Regions from separate parts of the Homo sapiens genome. Here region 2 is linked to region 1. A link is a contact called in ENCODE Hi-C or POLR2A ChIA-PET data. All regions are on one chromosome and are shown on one strand. The core of a region is the stretch at or near the end of the contact, and the rest is flanking DNA. Distances in the headings are between cores, read along the strand shown. Region 1 overlaps LOC102723906 (a long non-coding RNA gene). Region 2 overlaps LOC102723906 (a long non-coding RNA gene).

Region 1 (2,785 bases), core at 78-2,577:
GGGCCGGCAAGGCAGGACGGATCCAATTTGGATTGTATTATACAAATAAAGAAAAGTGATGGAGAGCTTTTGCACACAGGAAAGCTTTGCTCCTGTAGAAAGTTGGATGACATGGATGTAAAGTTGAACTAGAGAGAAAAGAGCTGGACTTCAGATCATTCTTCTTTTCAGGCAGCAAGTGTGGGCAGTGGTATTCTGGAATGGCGATGGAGGAGAAGAGGGGTGGGAGTCCCCAGGAGAAGAGGCAATAGGACTGGCCTGACCCTGGCAGGGAGAGAAGGCAGCAGGTAAGGCCCACCAACGGCCTCAGGGTCTCCTCTACTTCCTCATCTCACACATGCCAGTTCCCGGGAACCGGTGAGTTGCCTATCCTAATGCTAAAAAATGGGACAAAATCTAGTAATATACTCTCCGATATAACACACATCACACAACTTGAAGCACCATTTGAATTGAATCCAAGTTGCTCAAAACTAAAAGCTAAATGCTAAAGCTAAAAGCTAAATTCCTAAAAGCTAAATGACAACTCCACTGCCTCATTTCATGTGGTTTGTAAGCAGGAGAAGCAAACTTTCCACCATCTGTTGTTTTCCTAGCTTGCTAGAGCAAACTCTAGAATGCACCCTTCTAGGCAATCACCTATTGCTTTATTAACTTTTTAATCCAAAGAGAAGACATTTTATCCTGCATGTATGTGCCTTGGTGCCTATGTGTTGGGGGCAGGGACCAGTGTTGAACGTGAGGTTTCAACTCTGCCTCCCGAGTCTGGACATAAAATGCAGCTGCCACCTTCCAGCCCAGACAGCCCAGGCTATTTATTCTACAGTGAACTTGTGTTTGCAGCACTTCACTGAGCCAGTCCTAAAATGCCTTTTATCCCCAGCTGGATGTCCTCTGACTACTTAGCTTTTACGGGTCCACTTCCTCCTGCTTTTCCCTTTTACAAGGGTGTGGTTTCTGCAGTACATTTCTGTACAGAGATGAACGCAGAGCAGGCTATAATCCCTAATCTTATTTACTGCTCCCAATGTGGGACTCTGAAATATTGGGGTGAGGTGTTTGGTGTGGTTCTATTTTCCTCTTATAGCCAGAGCGTTTATGAGAGAGTATTTTTACAATGACTTGTGACAATATTTGAAAAGTGGGTGTAGCTTGTTCACTTGGGAAGTTCTAGGCCTTTTTCCTGCCAGAAAGAAAATGCAAGCTCAAGATGCTTATTTTGGTAAGGAGATTCTTGCATGGCCAAATTGTGCTCAAAATGCAAAGCAACCCCTTCCCCCTAGAGTATCTGTGCCTTTCAGAGCAATGCAGCAACCTCGCTTGGCTATGTCAGGCCTCGGAATTATTGTTTACATTCTCTATCGCCTGGTGGCAGTGATTTGCAGGCCTAGACTTTGCTTTGTTGGCAGGGAGGACCACTCACCTGGTTCTCCAACTGCATTTGGGCAAGCTGTGTATTCCTTTGAGGATAACTTTGTCCCTTCCTTTAAGGCCTGCTTAGATGTGAAGGTGTAATGAAGAATCATCATTACTCTGGTTCCTTGTCTAGTCCTTGCTCTCACACCTATAGGATAAGGTCCTGGTTTGGAGAAATAATTCTCTGGAACTTGCAATAGCTGCTTGGTCCTGGAAGCCTTTTGGAAGTAAAGTGAGAGAGGAGAAGCCAGGACAACATCCCCAGCAGAACGATGTCATGGTCCTTAGAGCTGCTAGATCTGAAGAGTCAGGCTAAAGGTTTCTCTGGGGTCGGGCATGGTGGCTCATGTCTGTAAACCCAGCACTTTGGGAGGCTGAGGCAGACGGATCACAAGGTCAAGAGATTGAGACCTTCCTGGCCAACATGATGAAACCCCATCTCTACTAAAAATACAAAAATTACCTGGGCGTGGTCGTGCGCCTGTAGTCCCAGCTACTGGGGAGGCTGAGGCAGGAGAATCACTTGAACCCAGGAGGTGGAGGTTGCAGTGAGCCGAGATCACACCACTGCACTCCAGCCTGGCAACAGATCAAGACTCTGTCTCAAAAAAAAAAAAAAAAAGAGAAAAAAGATTTCTCTGGATTCTTCAAAGCTGAAGAGGCAGTTTCTAAAAGTCATCCAGGAAAGCAGTGCGTGTAGCAGAAGTGCTTTGCCAACAGCAGGAGAGGCGGAGGTTCCAGGACTGGCTTTGCCATTAACTAGCCCCATCACCCAGGACAAGTCAGTGAAACTTGAACTTTTTGAGCTATAGTTTCCTTGAAAACAAAAGCTACACTGAATCAATAGTTCTGAACTCAAAGAGAAAGGCAAAGGTAGAGGATATTATGATCACCGGAAAGTTGTTTTGTTTGCATGTGTATCTGTATGTGTAACACTCATGCCTGCCACCAAACTTACAAGAATTTCAGAGTTCAGGAGGGAGGAAACCAAGAAGCCAGGGATAAATGTTTTGGAAAAGTTTCTGATATGCTTTTTATCTTTTCTACATTTTTTTAACAGAACATTTATTAAAGTTGTTTGACATACAATTTCACATTTGTCATTTTGGAAGTCCTTTACTGTAAAAAAATTATTGGCTCTGATGATAAACAGCCGTCCCAGTGATGATTCTGGGCCTCCACATTGAGTACGTTCAATTTCTTCTTGAGACAGGAGTTTCCTTCTGTATTTCTAGGGTAATGTTTTTATTATTCTGCATTGTCTGCCAGACCCTGATATCTCAGAAAATCTGATGACTCACGTCCCTTAGAGTGTGTGAAACTGCAGAAGAGTGAGACAGTAGCTACAGATCTCAAAGCTCTGACATAC
Region 2 (2,785 bases), core at 171-2,670, 58 kb after region 1:
GACAGGTGAGAAAAACATCTAACACATTCCTTCTCTTCTCTAACAGGTTTTCCTTGTGTTAACTCCCTTCTTCCCCCTTTGCTGTGGTGTCTACACAATCGGGCACTTTCTCTTCCAAACGCTGAGCCCTCATAAGTGCTCCCTGACGGAGGACTTAACAGAGAAGCAGTTGAAAGTAGACTTGGCTTCTGGCTCCTAAGATGATAAGAAAACTTTGCCATTTCCCCTTCATGTCCACTAGCTTTATCAGATGGAAGAAATGAGTGAATGACTCACAGTCACTAGCAAATCACAGGCGGAGGAGGCAGGGGCTGCCTTAGAGCCCTGTGGACTTCAGCGTGGCCTTTTGTCTCCCATGCCACAGCCTGTGTGGGACACATGGCAGGGACATCAGGGAGGCAGCCACTCTTGGCCCGCTCATCACCACCATCCACGAGACTCCACAGGTTCCACGAGGGGCATTAAAAATAACCCTGTCTACATGGGAGGCCTTACAAGAGTGGTGACCAGCATGACTCATTTTTATCTCTGTGGAAAAAGGAGGAAGTTGTTTATGTGGAGGGTGCTGCCTGCTGTAACAGGTCAAGGCATAATGAGAGAGCTCCAAATATTTAAAAGAATGAGCAATAGAAAGCAGTTTCCCCATTGCATTTTTACATTTTAACAAAGGAATGTTGAGACTTAAAGCATTCATTTTTACTTTAAAGCAGTTTCCCAGGCTATAAACTTTGACAGGTTTTCACACAAGTAGCAGACACTAATTTGAAATAAAACTAAATTCCATGCTGCTTGAAGTGAGCTGAAATAGATAATTCCACATAGTTTAAGAATTAAAATGTGTTATTCTTGGGGTCATTGCATTCTTGCAAGGTGGAAATTATTACATAATATTTCTCTGTGACAGCCTCCTCTTTGGGGTCATGAAAATAACATTTACCTTAAATGATCCATGCCAACATCGCTATACAATCAATAGCAACACTGTGTGGTTTTGAATCAGATGTACTTCTGATAACTGCCGTATAAAATGCATGAGCCTCACTTTTCCAACCCAAAATGAAAGTCGACATAGAAAAACAGCAAAAGATGTCAACAGACTGAACTCACACAGAGGGGAAAAAAGGAAAAAAACTTAGACAATGAAGGGTTGGCTTTGAAGTGGTCCATTCTTTATTAAGCTAAGGGACAGCCTGAATCCCTAGCATAGTTTACTTAATCCAGGTCCTTAAAAAGTTTTGGATTCGATTCAGATATGGTGAGCTCCTAAGCTGAACATTTCCACAGCTGACATGACTTCCTGGCTAGTGAGCTCGGCATTAGAAATGTCTGCAGGATACAGTCCACAGTGGCACAGCACAGAAAACCGGCGCTCCTCCCTCCTATTCCCAGGCTCCTGAGTGATACAATCAAGAGGGAACTGGGATTTGTAAGAAAGAAACAGAATCGACCTCCCATTGTGAATTTAGCCTCTCAGTCAGATTTTGAGCAAAAGTAAAGCAACAAAAACAAAAGTGCCAAGGAAGAATCCAGCCCTTTGTGCAGTTTCTCTTTCAGTAACCCCTTCCCAGCAGGCTTGGTTATCACAATGAGAAGTTAGAGACAACAAAATTAGCTATCTTTGAAGGCTACGTATGTTATGATATATGAGCCAACTGAAAACTAATTAACAGTTAAAAACGATTAGGCTGTGGCCAGGCACAGTGGCTCACGCCTGTAATCTCAACACTTTGGGAAGCTGAGACGAGGGGAAGGACTACTTGAGGCCAGGAGTTTGAGGCCGCAGTGAGCTAGGAGCACTCCATCCTGGGTCACAAAGCAAGACCCTGTCTCTAAAATAATAATAATAATTAAGTAAATTGTATGCATCAATATGTAAAAAATAACCAAAAAATAACCAAGACATTGAAACATTAAGTGAAAAAAAAAAGCCCATTTCCAATTACAGAGGATAAAAAGTCCATTTGTGTGCAAAAAAAAAAAAAAGTGGAAAAACTACACATACATATTTTAAAGTTTCTGGTCTTCCAGAAACCATCGTAGTCACTTTGGGCCAGGGGTCTGCAGTAGAGGCACTATGATCACTCTGGTCCGGATAATGCTTTGCTGTGGGAGATTGTCCTGTGCGTGGTGGGCTATTCTGCAGCAACCCTGGGCCATTCACTAGATGCAGTAGCGGCGGTTCCCCACAGATGACCAGATATCTCCAGACATTGCCAAACATCCCCTAGGAGGCAAAATCCTCCCCAGTTGAGAACTGCTGCTCTGGGGAATGAGGCTGGAAGAGGAATTTTACTTTTCATCTCTCTTCCTCTGTCTCATTCGATTTATTCTCGTTTCTTTGTTTGATTTTACCATGAACATGTACTACTTCTATAAGGAAAAAAATTCTTTTTCTGAAAAAAGTTGGAGGGGGGAGTTTACAGATCCACCTCCAAACTCATATATAACTTGGACAAAATGAACTGATCACCATAAAAATACTCCATAAAGCTGTGTTACCATTTTGATTTATTTAGTAGTTTCATGTGGTACATTTACTCCACAGACCCTAAGGCTCTGTAAAAAACACACATTTCATGCAAAAATCACAAGCATTCTTATACACCAATAACAGACAAACAGACAGCCAAATCATGAGTGAACTCCCATTCACAATTGCTTCAAAGAGAATAAAATACCTAGGAATCCAACTTACAAGGGACGTGAAGGACCTCTTCAAGTAGAACTACAAACCACTGCTCGATAAAATAAAAGAGGATACAAACAGATGGAAGAACATTCCATG

Evidence for each region. Hi-C counts contacts between places; a loop is a spot of excess contacts on that map. ChIA-PET counts read pairs that join two places held with the same protein, here RNA polymerase II (POLR2A). Pooled maps may share reads with other maps.
Region 2: a map of endothelial cell of umbilical vein shows a loop between it and region 1 (5-fold over the local background). The contact joins two enhancer-like sites. A Hi-C loop is called at or near these places in 5 of 168 maps with a recorded cell type or tissue (Calu3, PC-9, endothelial cell of umbilical vein and 2 more) and 3 of 50 pooled maps. POLR2A ChIA-PET finds 5 or more read pairs at or near these places in 1 of 52 experiments (GM12878).

The regions. Positions count from the first base shown.
Region 1 is chr4:186,900,638-186,903,422 of GRCh38, reverse strand. The region is part of intron 1 of LOC102723906 (a long non-coding RNA gene); the gene reads right to left. It also overlaps the pseudogene MRPS36P2. Among named protein-coding and RNA genes, the nearest start is that of FAT1, 180 kb to the right of the region's middle. Within about 2 kb of position 1,327, at least 3 of the 41 ENCODE cell types and tissues checked have a DNase peak (open chromatin) inside an H3K27ac peak, as active enhancers do.
Region 2 is chr4:186,842,991-186,845,775 of GRCh38, reverse strand. All of the region lies in intron 1 of LOC102723906 (a long non-coding RNA gene), which reads right to left. Among named protein-coding and RNA genes, the nearest start is that of FAT1, 120 kb to the right of the region's middle. Within about 2 kb of position 1,420, at least 19 of the 41 ENCODE cell types and tissues checked have a DNase peak (open chromatin) inside an H3K27ac peak, as active enhancers do.